3 separate regions of the Homo sapiens genome follow, and regions 1 and 2 are each linked to region 3. The links are chromatin contacts, found by Hi-C in ENCODE. All regions are on one chromosome and are shown on one strand. Each heading gives the region's core, a stretch centred on a gene start or an enhancer-like site at or near the end of the contact. The rest is flanking DNA. Distances are from core to core; before and after follow the strand shown.

Evidence for each region. Hi-C counts contacts between places; a loop is a spot of excess contacts on that map. Pooled maps may share reads with other maps.
Region 1: a loop to region 3 is called in a map of CD8-positive, alpha-beta T cell, with 15 times the contacts of the local background. The contact joins the promoter of TSTD2 here to the promoter of SPTLC1 in region 3. A Hi-C loop is called at or near these places in 3 of 168 maps with a recorded cell type or tissue (CD4-positive, alpha-beta memory T cell and CD8-positive, alpha-beta T cell), 1 of 37 single-sample maps with no recorded cell type and 7 of 50 pooled maps.
Region 2: a map of CD8-positive, alpha-beta T cell shows a loop between it and region 3 (8-fold over the local background). The contact joins the promoter of SEC61B here to the promoter of SPTLC1 in region 3. A Hi-C loop is called at or near these places in 3 of 168 maps with a recorded cell type or tissue (CD4-positive, alpha-beta memory T cell, CD8-positive, alpha-beta T cell and naive thymus-derived CD4-positive, alpha-beta T cell) and 5 of 50 pooled maps.

The regions. Positions count from the first base shown.
Region 1 is chr9:97,630,198-97,634,887 of GRCh38, forward strand. TSTD2 (thiosulfate sulfurtransferase like domain containing 2) reads right to left here and starts at 3,171. Exons shown (of 10, transcript NM_139246.5): 1 at 3,046-3,171. NCBP1 (nuclear cap binding protein subunit 1) reads left to right here and starts at 3,624. Exons shown (of 23, transcript NM_002486.5): 1 at 3,624-3,718. The coding sequence starts at 3,685. RefSeq lists enhancers at 3,092-3,421, 3,190-3,484, 3,649-4,484, 4,042-4,121.
Region 2 is chr9:99,220,626-99,224,923 of GRCh38, forward strand. It overlaps SEC61B (SEC61 translocon subunit beta), which reads left to right and starts at 1,657. Exons shown (of 4, transcript NM_006808.3): 1 at 1,657-1,741; 2 at 1,921-2,018. The coding sequence starts at 1,739. It overlaps ALG2 (ALG2 alpha-1,3/1,6-mannosyltransferase), which reads right to left and starts at 1,317. Exons shown (of 2, transcript NM_033087.4): 1 at 922-1,317. The coding sequence starts at 1,269. RefSeq lists an enhancer at 1,407-1,726.
Region 3 is chr9:92,113,672-92,118,104 of GRCh38, forward strand. SPTLC1 (serine palmitoyltransferase long chain base subunit 1) reads right to left here and starts at 1,742. Exons shown (of 15, transcript NM_006415.4): 1 at 1,643-1,742. The coding sequence starts at 1,699. RefSeq lists an enhancer at 2,245-2,304.

The DNA of each region.
Region 1 (4,690 bases), core at 1,921-4,420, 5.5 Mb after region 3:
CAGTTCCACAAATGAGCCATGTTCTTTCCTGACTCAAGGTCTCTGCACCTGAGTGTGGGGTGCCTTTCCCACCACCCCAAAATGATCTCCTCCGACTCTGCATCTTTTTTCAGTCTCAGCTTATTTTGATTTATGTACATACTCTGAATTATTATTATTTGTGGCACCTCTGCTATGTGCCGGGCCCATGGAATAGTCCTGGGAATGCAGCTATGAATGAAACAGTTGAAGTACCTGCTCTCTTGGAGCTTATATTCTGGTAAGGAGAGACATTAAGTAAGTAATAAACAAACAAACAAACAAACAAACAAATCATGAAAATACCAGCTAGGGATAACGGCCCCTGCTTCTCAGTTTCCTTTGCTGGATCTTCCTTATTACCCCAACCTCTAAATGTTGAACCACTCTATCTATACTTACCCTACAGGTGATCTCATCTACTTCCAAGGACTTAAAACTATATTTGCCTCAAAATAATTGAGAGAGAGGAGGTAATATCAATGAAACCAGATTACCCATGAATTAAGAATTACTGAAGTTGATGATGAGTACATGGGGTTTCATCATAAATTTTCCCTACTTCTGTAAATATTTGAAAATTACATGAGAAAAGAAAAAAGGGAAACATAAAGGAAATTTTCTGTTTAGAATACTATATAATAAATGACTCCATATTTATATCTTCAACCTGGGCCTTTCTCCCAAACTACAAATTCATATACCCCACTGTGTGTGAATTTTACACTGTGTGTGAAGCCAGCTAGCTTCAGCTTCAAATACAACTGTTCAAAACCAAACTTTCGTCTTCCCCAGTCTTCCTTATCTGAGTAAAAGACAATTTTATTCTTCCTGTTATTCAGACAAAAAAAACTTTGGGATGATTCCTGACTCCTTATTTTCTCACACTATCATTCACTTGTTCAGAAAATACTTTTTTTTGAGACGGTTTTCGTTCTGTCACCAGGCTGGAGTGCAGTGGGGTGATCTCGGCTCACTGCAACCTCCGCCTCCCAGGTTCAAGCGATTCTCCTGCCTCAGCCTCCCGAGTAGCTGGGAGTACAGCTGCACGCCACCACACGCAGCTAATTTTTGTATTTTTTTTTTTAGTAGAGACAGGGTTTCACCATGTTGGCCAGGATGGTCTCAATCTCCAGACCTTGTGATCCACCCACCTCGGACTCCCAAAGTGCTAGGATTACAGGGGTGAGCCACCATGCCTGGCCAGCTTTGCTTTTGAAGTACAATCCAATCAGATCACTTTGCACCACCATCTTTACTACCACCCTAGTTCAAGCTACTATCATTTGCAGCTAGAATTACTGCAAAAGCTGAACTATCTTCCTCCTTTGGGAGCATGAGAAGTAACTATTAAAAAAATAAGTCAGACTGGCCCTGCACAGAGGCTCATGCCTGTAATCTCAGCACTTTGGGAGGCCAGGAGTTCAAGACCAGCCTGGCCAACATGGCGAAACCCCATCTCTACTAAAAATATACAAATTAGCCTGGTGTGGTGGCGCATGTCTGTAATTGCCGCTACTTGGGTGGCTAAGGCACAAGAATTGCCTGAACCTAAAAGGCAGAGGTTACAACGAGCCAAGACCGTGCCACTGCACTCCAGCCTGGGCAACAGAGCGAGACCCTGTCTCAAAAAAAAAAAATCATACTCCAATGACTTCTCAATTCACTTGGATAATGTCCAAAGTCCTCACAGAGCACCTTCCCCCTACCTCTCTGATCTCATCTACCACTCTCCCGTTGCTCACTACCTATGATGGCACTATTTGTGGGTATTCCTGAATGGGTCGTTAGAATATATCAGCGCCAAGAGAGCAGGGGTTTTCCTTTGTTCACCTCTACATCCTCAGCATTCAGAACTCTGCCTGGCACCTAGGAGGTGCTAAATGCTAATAAATATAATATTCGTTGAATGAAATAAAACAGTGATTGGGTAACCAAAGAAGGCCTCACTAAGGACCTGACATTTGAGCTGAGACCTAAGTGACCAAGAGCCAGCCACGCAGATTTAGAACCAGAGACCTTCAGGTAAAGGAAATAGTATAAGTTCCTAAAATAAGAACAAGCTTGACTTATTGTAAGAACAGAAAGAGTGGTTGGAGTACAGTGAGGAGAAGTAGAACCCCACAGGCCATGGCATGGAGTGTGCAATGGAAAGTCGTAGGAGACTTTTTTTTTTTGACACGGTCTCACTTTGTTGCCCAGGCTGGAGTGCAGTGTGCGATCACCGCTCACTGCATTCTCGACCTCCTGGGCTCAAGGGATCCTCCCACCTCGGCCCCCAACCCTCCCCTCGAGTAACTGGGACTACAGGCGCCAAACACTAGGCTCAGCTAATTTTTTTTTTTTTCCTGTAAAGACGGTGTTCGCCTTGTTGCCCAGGTGGGTCTTGAACTCCTAGGCTCAAGCGGATCCGCCCGCGTCGGCCTCCCATAAGTGTTAGGATTACAAGCGTTAGCTACCCCGCCCGGCCGTCATAGGAGACTTTTAAACAAAGCAGTAACACGATCTGATTCTGGATTTGTGTTGAAAGCAGAGCAGGCAGGGTTTACAGATAATTGTTATGTAAAAAGAGGGAAAAGAGCTAAGAAAGACTCTAAATTTTTGGATTAAGCGGCCGACGGATGACGTCATTTACTGAAATGGGTAAGACCGAAGGAGAATTAGGCCGGGAGAGTGAAATTTCAGATGGCCATGGACAAAGCAGATAAGCCAGTATGGTGCTCATAAAGACATCAGGGGAGGGGACGCTCACACACAGGCATATAGGTACCCAATAACCCTTGAAAACAGATTACTAAAACAATCATTTGTTCCTTCCTAAGCAAACAACTTAAGGAAAATGACGGCCAGCCGGCAAGCCCGGAGCCGCACGCTCGCGTCAGGGCCGGCCTTTCCATACCAAGGGGCGGCACGTGCGGCACCGCCTCCCGCCCAGGCCCCACCCCGCATGCCGAGCTTGGCCCAACCTCTCCTCCCACTTTTCCCAAGGCGGCAAAAGCCGGAAAGTGGGAGTAGATGAGCACATACCCGCCAGTCCTGATCCTTTCTAAGGTCTCTCTTCCCTGCACTGTCTCCGCCTAGCAATTGTCACTGCTCACCGCCCTCGAGCCTATTCCCCCGCCGCGTATTTGGGTAGAAAAGCTCGCTCGTGACGTCACCAAGCTCCGGAAGTCTCCTGGCGTCGGCGCAAGGGCCGCCGGGAAAACCATTGAGAGGCCACCGGGAAACCATTGAGAAGCCCCGGAGGACCGGCCTGAGCGGAGGCGGAGACTAGAGCGGCCGCCGGCACGACCCGCCTTCAGGCGTACGACGACCGCGGCCCGGGGGCTCTGAGTGGCCAAAGCGGCGGCACTTTCTGCGTGGCCCCGGAAGGACATAGAGCGGAAGGCGGGAGAAAGAAGTAGCCGGCAGGCGGAGGCAGCCCGAGGGGGCGGTTGCATGTGTGCCAGACGTTCGTAGCCCACTGAGCTTCCTCACGCCGGCTGTCGCAGCGCCTAGCCCCACCCGGCGGCCTCTCCTGCGCTTCCGGGGCCGTGGCGAGCTAGTGCGCCTGCGTGCCGGCCCATCCGCGCGCCTTGCAGCTGTCCTTGCGTCGGCCAGCGGCCAGACAGTTCCTGCAGCGCTTACCGCCTGGCCTCTCGGTTCCGCGGCGCACCGGAGGGCAGCATGTCGCGGCGGCGGCACAGCGACGAGAACGACGGTGAGTGCCTGCGGCCCGGCCACGGAGGCCGCTCCCGGTTGGGAGCCGAGGCTCGGCGTCTTTGGGTGTCCACGGAAGAGACTGGAAGCTCTTCTCCCCGGGAACGTGCGGGGAGCCGCGGAGGGAAAGAGGAGAATATGGTGGCGGTGTGGTCGGGCGGCTTCTAGAAAGCGACTTCTCCCCCGCCCCAGTTCTTTGAGTCAAGGGCCGATCCTCGGGAAAGAAGGCCTGGTGAACCCCATGGGTAGACCCTTGGTCTCTAAGGATGCTTCAGAATTTCGTCCGTAAAACCACGGAGCAGGGAAGCACACCTGTGTCTGTGCTGCCGCCTCTTAGGGACCCACTGGTCCTAGTGTCTCGTTTTAACCTTCAAAGCTGCACCTGAAAAGGGCTCGGAAGAATTCACTGAAGGAAAGGACTGAGAGATCTCATGAGTTGCAGTCTGAACTCTGTTCCGGTAGTGGTTATCCGTTGATTTCACTTCTTTCAAGCTGCAGGGAAAGAATATTGTCTTACCTGCGCCCAAGAGGTCCCTAATAAACAGACACAGGTTACTGCAGATTTTGAACTGGCCGTAAGCGCATTTCCCTTGTGTGAGAGAGAGTGCTAGAAAACTAACTTCAGGCCTCTGAGAGAGTTAGAACAGGGGTTCCCATCTCCGTTTGGATGATTGTGCTCGTGGAGATCAGTGTTGCCTTCATAAAGATGGAATAATTCTAGTTTTAACAACAACAAAAAAAAGATGCTTATATTACACATAAGCCTTACAATCGGTCAAAAACACAAATCCACACACCAAAAAAGTAAAACTTAGAGTAATTCTATTGTTAACATTTTAGTGTATTGTTTTTTGAAGAGAGTGTATAGTAGTGGTTAAGAGATGAGACTTTGGAACCAGAGGGTTTAGGTTCAAAGCCAGACCCTACCATTTACTTGGTGATCTTGTCCAGGTTATGAAATCTCCTTAAACTT
Region 2 (4,298 bases), core at 407-2,906, 7.1 Mb after region 3:
AAGACTCCGTTTCAAAATAAATAAATAAATAAATAAATTTTTGCTGAAAAAGATGCCTAATAGTAGGTATGTCATAATACCAATTATGTACCAATAAGAAGATATAGATATACCTATGAAAAGACACAGGCTGGTGTCACCACAACTTCTGAAAAAATACAAGAGAAACTTAACGGTGGCTATCTTCAGGGAGTAGAATAGGACGGGGCTTTTAGGTTACATCCTTCTATACTACTAAATTTTTAATCGAGTAAATGTTACTTTTTAAAGTCATCTTTTTTAGGATGGGGAAAAATGCACGAAGGAAAGAGTCAAGAATAGCTACAGGGCAGATCCAGGTGGACATTATTTACCAAGGTAAAAAGCTTGAACTTTTCTCCAAAAACCAATGGGGAGCCATGTACAAGTTTTAATAGGGGCATGATATATTCAGCTTGGCGTTTTTAACACATGACACTGCTGAGGACGGTGTGGCCTGGCTCCGAACACAAGGACAGTGGGATGCAAATGGCCTGAAAGGAGAGTCAACAAAAATAACAGGTAAGCGGGAAGACAACACGCGAGTTACTCATTAGTAAAAGGTGACTGAAGCTGACTTCTAATACCAGCGTTTCTCAGAGCCCCAAAGACTATCTACCTCGGAATCACCCTATGACCCAGTTAAAATGCAGATGTCTGGGCCCCACCTCAGGGCACCTGGATGAAAACTTCCTGGAGGATGGAACCCCAGCAATCTGCAACTTTAAATGGGCCCACACTAAAGTTAGAGAACCACAGGCTCGCTCACAACCCTGACTTCTCCATGTCAGTTCCGATCTTTGCGAACCGCAGACAGGGAAGGTCTTCTCTCAGGGGTCATGCCCGCGGCCGCCCTCCACGGCGAGGTCCGCACTCGCGCAGCCGGCCCCGCGGCCGCCTCACCTGGTCGCACACTACCACGTCGAACTCCTCGTCGGCGAGGAACAGCACGTAGAGCGCCAGGAAAACCATGCGCACGTAGGCGCAGACGGCGGCGCCGCGGCCGCCCCAGCCCAGGCCTCGCGGCAGCCAGTCCCCGGCACAGCGCACCGGTAGCTCGCGGCTCTCGGCGAAACAGTGGCCCGGGTCGTAGTGCGCTGTCCAGATCTTCACGCTACACCCGCGCGCCTGCAGCGCCAGCGCCGCGTCCAACACCAGCCGCTCAGCGCCGCCCACGCCCAGGTCTGGGTGGAGGAACAGCACCGACGGCTTGGGAACCGAGTCCCGTTCCCGGCCCTGCTCCTCCGCCATGGCCCTGGAGCCGCAACTGCACCCCGCACCCTGATGGGGGTCTTCTGCGCAAGCTCCGCGCTCGTAGCTCCCAGCTGGCCACTGCGGGCCGACCCCGCCCTGCCGTACGTGCGTCAGTTAGGCCACATCAGCGCAAATCTGTGAGGGTCTAGTAACTGCCTGAGAAAATATCTTGTCTGACCCCGGTTATATTTTTCCTTCGGTAGGGATTGGACTTTCTGAAGGACGTTGTGATCCAAAGGAAGGAGGCCGGAGGTCTCTACTTCCCATACAGCAGGTAACTAAGTTGTCTGTAGCAGACTGTCTACAGGCATATCGTGAGACGACCCAGGCGTCCCTGGGGTCAGAGAGGACCTTGCCTGCAAGTCCGGGGGCGGGGCCTGAGTCAGTCTCGCCAGCTGCCGGTCTTTCGGGGGCTCCGTAACTTTCTATCCGTCCGCGTCAGCGCCTTGCCACCCTCATCTCCAATATGGTATGGCGGCCCTTCCATGATCCCCGCCTCTCCCAGAAGCCCTGACTCCTCCTGCTTTGCGCCGTGCTTTTCCTCTGTAGCTCCCTTGCTTCCCCCAGCCTCGGGTGTGGGTGTCTAGGCCGGGGTTCTGGGGCAGGCCTGCCGCGCTCACCCGTCTGTCTGCTTGTCTCCCTCTACAGCCTGGTCCGACCCCCAGTGGCACTAACGTGGGATCCTCAGGGCGCTCTCCCAGCAAAGCAGTGGCCGCCCGGGCGGCGGGATCCACTGTCCGGCAGAGGTAAGGAACCCTGCAGTTCGTTCGCTTCCAGACTCGGAGATAGGACCCAGAACCTCGCTGATTCTGGGGTGGAGACCCTAGCATGTGAAGATTGACAAAGGCAAAATGAGCTTCTAGTGACGTGGCCGTGGGAGTAGTTAAAGGCCTTTTGGGAGGAAGGCGACATTTTTTTTCTCGTTGCTCAGTTTAGGGCACTACTCTTAAAAAAGGAAAGTTAACAAACTGGAATAGAGTCAGAGATAACTTTGAGAAAACCGATGTCATTAAACTGGTGTCTCTGGACCTGAGGTTTGCACTCACATTTCCATCTGGCGGCCCCATAAGCAATCTGTCCTACAGATAACTCGTCCTACACAAAACTTAGTCTCTTTTCAGCTCAGCTCTCTCACTCTCAATTATATCTCCTTACTTCCATATGGCACTGTTGTACACTCATTTACTCAGAGCCAGAAACGTCAGCGTCATCTTGGATTTTTCTTATGCTCTTTCTCTCTCTAGTCATATGCCAGACTTTAAACTCTGCTTGAAAGCTTTCTCATAAGCTCTTTCCTTTTCCCTTTCTACTGCTTTGCATTTGCTACTTAACCCTTTTCTTCAGGCTGTTTGCTTTCCAGTCCATCGTTCGCTCTGCTGTTACTCTTCTGCGTAGTTTCTGTTACTTGTTGCTGAACTAAAAAAAACAAACAAACAAAAAAAAAAAACCGGGGGGATACCAAAGCTCTTAGTGGTCATTTCAGCCTAACCTTTCTTTTTCCTTTTTTTTTTTTTGGGATGGAATCTCACTCTGTCGCCCAGGCTGGAGTGCAGTGGCACGATCTCGGCTCACTACAGCCTTTGCCTCCAGAGTTCAAGCAATTCTCCTGCCTCAGCCTCCTGAGTAGCTGAGACTGCAGGCACGTGCCACCACACCCAGCTAATTTTTTGTATTTTTAGTAGAGACGGGGTTTCACCATGTTAGCCAGGATGGTCTCGATCTCCTGACCTTGTGATCCTCCGTCTCTGCCTCCAAAAGTGCTGGAATTACAGGCGTGAGCCACTGCGCCCGGCCTTCAGCCTAATCTTTCTTTGCTGTCCTATGATCCAGCACTCGTGAACCCATTACTGTTTTCTGAATTCACAAACTTTCTCCCTCATCTCAAGGCAAATTTCTACTTATTTTCCAAGACTAAGCTCAGGGGTTATTTCCTCTTGAGGCCTTCTCTGTCTGTAAGCAGCAGTAGCTACTAGTTTTCCCTTTTGCCCCCATAGCATTTTGTTCATATCATTATAAGACCAGTGATGTTTCCATATTTATCTCCTTCATTAGACTTTAACAGAGAACCTGCTCAAGTCATTTCTATCCCAGGTACCCACCATAAGGCATGACACAATAAATAATGACTGAAGGAAGGAATCAAGCAACCAAGTTGTTTTGGGATTTTTGAAGGAACTAGTGGGGTTTTATCTAGGGAGGAAAAAATCTTGAACACATGCATGGAAACTTCTGAAGGATGTGAAGAGGGATGTGACATTTTCTGGCTGCAACAGGTAAATCTAAAACTGATGATTTGAACTTACATGAAATATTTCACATCAGAACAAAGACATTCTAATAGAACTGGCAGAAATGTAAAATTATCCTGAATGATTTTGAGTTCCCTGTCATTGGGATGTTCATGAGGAGTGTATCAGGCTGTGGTTTAACTTATATGGGCTTTGAGTGCTGTCCCCTTCCCACCCTGGGTTTTAGAGATTTTTCGTGCAGGAATGGAAAACATGTCCTGTGGGTGCGGTTCCTTGGGAATGGTTCTGCTTAATGAGAATTGGTAATACTGTGGCAGGGAAGTTTGGCCATCCGAGAATTTGTAAAGAAATAAAAGAAAAAGCACATATTTATCAAATGTACATATGATAATGAAATTATTTATTTAATAGTAAAAATGAAATAACTGATGCACAAGTGAAATGGAGAACTGAAACATTTGAAGACAGACAGATGCAGTTTTTAAAGTCGTGGGTGTTGGTGTCATCTTTTAGGATTCAGTGTGATAGAGCTAGTGTAACAAGAAAGACCATGGTTGTATGTATTGAGAGACCTGACAGTGTTTCCTTCTAGAATGGTAGTGATTAAGTATCATTTCATGAGTATAATGTAATAAGTATTGGTTGTTTAAGAATATCTTTGCTTTATAAGTCTGAGAAAACATTGGAAGTTAATGATTCATAATAGTGCTTTGGATTATGTTGTCTGTAGAGCTGCCTTCTCCATGCTTGATGAGGTGATAGATACTACCTTGGAGG
Region 3 (4,433 bases), core at 492-2,991:
TACTGGGCATCACTTAATACATGAGCATAAGACAGAGCCACATCTGCTGTCTCTGCTGTTTCAAGATAAAATTCCCAGTATGTCCTGCAATGGAAGACACTGTCATTACCCCTACCAGTAGACGGTGATATTAAGTTTGGTGATATTAAATCATCAAAAGTAAAGTGAAATTCACTTGAAATGAATGTAAGCTCTTTAAGCACAGGGACTTCTGCCTATTTGTTCACCGCACTATCCCTAGCATCTAGATCTGTGTGGTCCAATGTGGACAGTCACTAAGTTACACGTGGCTATTTAAGTTAAATTAAAAATTCAGTTGCAGCTGGGTGTGGTAGCTCATGCCTGTAATCCCAGCACTTTGGGAGGCCAAAGCAGGAGGATTACTTGAGGCCAGGAGTTCGAGGCCAGGCTGGGCAACACAGCAAGCCCCCGTCTCTATTAAAAAAAAAAAAAGATTAGTTGGGCATGGTGGTATGTGGTCCCAGCTACTCGGGAGTCTGAGGTGGGAGGATCGCTTGAGTCTGGGAGGTCAACGCAGCAGTGAGCTGATCGCACCACTGCACTCTAGCCTGGGCGACAGAGTGAAACCCTGTCTTTAAAAAATAAAATAAAATAAAATAAGTTCTTCAGTGCCCAATGAATAGCTCTGCAAGACAGCACGGGGACTCTCAGTTATTAAATGAATGAACACTAAGATTGACATTCTGGTTTCTTATTATCTTATGTATCTGAAATAACTAGGCTTCAAAAAACTCTTAACTATTCTTCCTTTAAAAGTCTACGGCCAGGTGCAGTGGCTCAAGCCTATAATCCCAGCACTTTGGGAGGCCAAGGCGGGCGGATCACCTGAGGTCGGGAGTTCGAGACCAGCCTGACCAACATGCAGAAACCCCGTCTCTAATAAAAATACAAAATTGGCCGGGCATGGTGGCACATGCCTGTAATCTCAGCTACCTGGGAAGCTGAGGCAGGAGAATCGCTTAAACCCGGGAGGCGGAGGTTGTAGTGAGCCGAGATCACGCCCTTGCACTCCAGCTTGAGCAACAAGTGCGAAACACCGTCTCAAAAAAAAAAAACAAAAATAAATAAATAAAAATCGACTAAACTAGTTGTATCTTTATAAGACAGAAAACTGATGTACGCAGAAGAATGACAAACTATTTTTTATTCACAAATCCTAAGTCACTTGATTTCTTTTCGACAAAAACAAACTCCAATTTATTACAATTTTATTCCCCAACGAACTGTACCGTAGTTCCAAAGAGCTGACTTCCTTAGGACCTTCCCAGACGAAGGTGTTCCACTCATTTTCACCACTCCGTTTTATCGTCCGTCTAAACTCTGGTTTTTGCAGACCTGTCTCCTGCGTCCCCTTACACGTGTTCCTTTCCGGAGCTTCCAGGGGACCCGGAGCATAAGAATTCAAACCGAGACCCTCAGTCCCAGCCCCCGCCCCCGCCCGTTCCTCCCTACACTCAACCGCTGGGACTAGAAGCTCCCGGCAGTCCTTCCAGCAAGAGGCACCGAGTCTGGGCGTGACCGAGCCAGTCCCGCCGAGGTCTCAGGCCACAAATCCACACGCGTCCTCCCACCCTCCCCGGGCCCGGGTGTGGTCGCGGACCGCTAATGGCGCGGAGCCCACCTCGTAAAGCGCCTGTACCATCTCCACCAGAACCCACTGCTCCGTGGCGGTCGCCATAGTTAGCCGCTTCCTTCCGGAAGGCGGGTCACAAGCGCGTCCCAAAAGTGCGCGTCGCTGCTCAGTGTCGTTATCACCTCCGCAGAGGGCGGGGCGGCGGAGCGCTGGGCACCGCCTACTCGCACTTGCGCACTGGTTGACAGGAGGCTGGACGGGGTCAGGTGGGATGCCGCAGTTTTTCCAAGAATTGTTTACCTTGTGTCCTATTACCCTCCCTGCTGGATTCAGGATGGAGAAAGTAGTAATGAACGGGCCTTACACTTGGTCATCAGCTGGGCGCAGAGAGTTAAAATGATTGCAATACGTTTACTTTATTTTTTTTTTTTTGAGACGGAGTTTCGCTTTTGTTGCCCAGGCTGTAGTGCAATGGCGTGATCTCGGTTCACCGCAACCTCCGCCTCCCGGGTTCAAGCGATTCTCCTGCCCCAGCCTCCCGAGTAGCCGGGATTACAGGCGTGGGCTACCACGCCTGGCTAATTTTGTATTTTTAGTAGAGACGGGGTTTCTCCATGTTGGTCAGGCTGGTCTCAAACTCCTGACCTCAGGTGATCCGCCTGCCTCGGCCTCCCAAAGTGCTGGGATTAGAGGCGTGAGCCACCGCGCCTGGCCAATACGTTTACGTTTAGTAGCATAAGTAATCCAGCAATGCATTATCATTAAGAAATGCATAATTATACACAAAAATAGCCAACCCATATAGCACTTCCTGTTTTGTCAGACATAGGCCAAGGCTTTGCAGGTATTAAATCATATAGCAGTTTGGTAAAGAACCTTTTAGAGCCTTCCAATGCATATGCAAACAGTATGCACGCGCACATACTTAATTGGATTGGATTTCTTAAATATAATTGAGATCATAGGGACAAGACTTTTCTACAACTTTTTTTAAATTTTTTTTCTAGCATTTTTTTCCTAATATATCTCATATTTAATGGCTGAAGACTTCCATGGAATAATTTATGTATATTCATCGTTCCATTTTATGTAAACGTTTCCCTATTGGTGAATACTTATGTTGTTCCCACCTTTCCCCTATTACAAATAATGCTGCCATAACTGTCGATGTTCCTTGTGTGTATATCTTTCTGTGCATGTTGGAGTTTTTCTGACCAGTTTTTTCAACATGGGATATATCTGAAGACTATGCACGTTATTAATTTTGATAAGTACTGCCAAAATGGCTCAACCAATTAAAATAATTTGGAAGTTTTTCTATGCTCTAGTCCATGATGGATATTATCAATCTTTTAAAAAAATTTGCCAGTTTAATGGAGATAAAATGATACCTCACTATCCTTTATTATTGATGCTTCTGGTTACTCATGAGGTTGTGCAGCTTCTTATATGTTTATTGGCATTTATAGACTGTATGAATCGCCAATTCATATTCTTAATCCATTTTTCTATTGGTTATTTTTGCCTTCTTATGGATTTGTAGGAACTCTATACATTCTGAATATCTTATATTTTTCTGTTTCATATGTGAAAAATATTTTTGCTCAGTTGCCGCCTAGTTGTTTCTGCTCTTTCATCATACTTTAATTTTAAATTTTATGTAGTGCTTCAGTCTGTTTTTTGCCTCTGGATCTGCATATTGCTTAGAAAGGCCTTCTTCACCACATCTATGGTTTCCAACCATTCTTGCAGCAGTTTGTTGTTATTTGCAATTAGCTCTTTACTCTGGAAACTATATTTTTGGATAATGAGAGTTAAGGGACTTAATTATGTTTTTTTCTAAAGGAATAACAATTTTTTGAGTGCCATTTATTTGAGTAACCCTGACTTTCCCCAGAATTCTGAAATGGTACCAGTGCTATTGATACAGGAGCCAAAAAGAAATTATTTAGGCAGATAGTGAAGGTAAGAGAGTCCTCAGCAGAGCTTCTTTCTGAACAAAAAGCAACCCCAAAATTATTTCTTTTTTGCAAAGAGCAGCCTGAAAAATTGAGCTACAAACATAGATAAGCAAGCTGGCAGTGCACGGGAGAATGCTGGCAGTTGTGCCGATAGAAAAAGACTACCTGGAAGCCAGGTATGTTCAATATGGAGACTCCATCTTCCATTTTCTTTGTCACCACGTGTACAGTGAAGGAACAGGCAACATGGCATCAGTCAGGTAGAGAAGCCATCTGCAGAATAAAATATTAGGGTGGGAAGGCCAGCTTCTTCATGCACTATGCAAATGGCACACCTGGTCCAACCAGTCTTTCATTCCCTACGTAAATCAAACGCCACTTCCTCAAGCTCATCTATAAAACCCTGTGCGTTTCACCGCAGAACTGGCAACCCATTTTCTCTGGGACCCCTTTCTCTGCACAGATAGCTCTTCTCTTTCGTTTGCCTATTAAACTTCTGCTCTTAACCTCACTGTGGTGTGTCGCGTCCTAGTTTTCCATGGCTGTGGGACAATGAACCTCAGGTATTACCCCAGATAATGATGCCGCTACACTATGTGCTACATTTCCACATAAGCTGGCGATATGGAGTCCGTGTCAGTGCTCTGCTCACAGTCCTGTGCTTGCGTGCATTTCCTCCCCCGGGTGCTTTCCTTCCAGCAGCCACGCCTGCATTTCTCAGAGGACCCCCTTGAAGGCTGCCATTCCCACGTTTCCTGCTCTCCTGGAGAGTTGGAAGTATCTGAGAATGTATCTTCTCCTGGGCAGTACTTACCAGTGTGGATTACTGATGGTAGCTGGGATATAAATATTGCAGCTTCCTTGCCCTACTTAGCAAG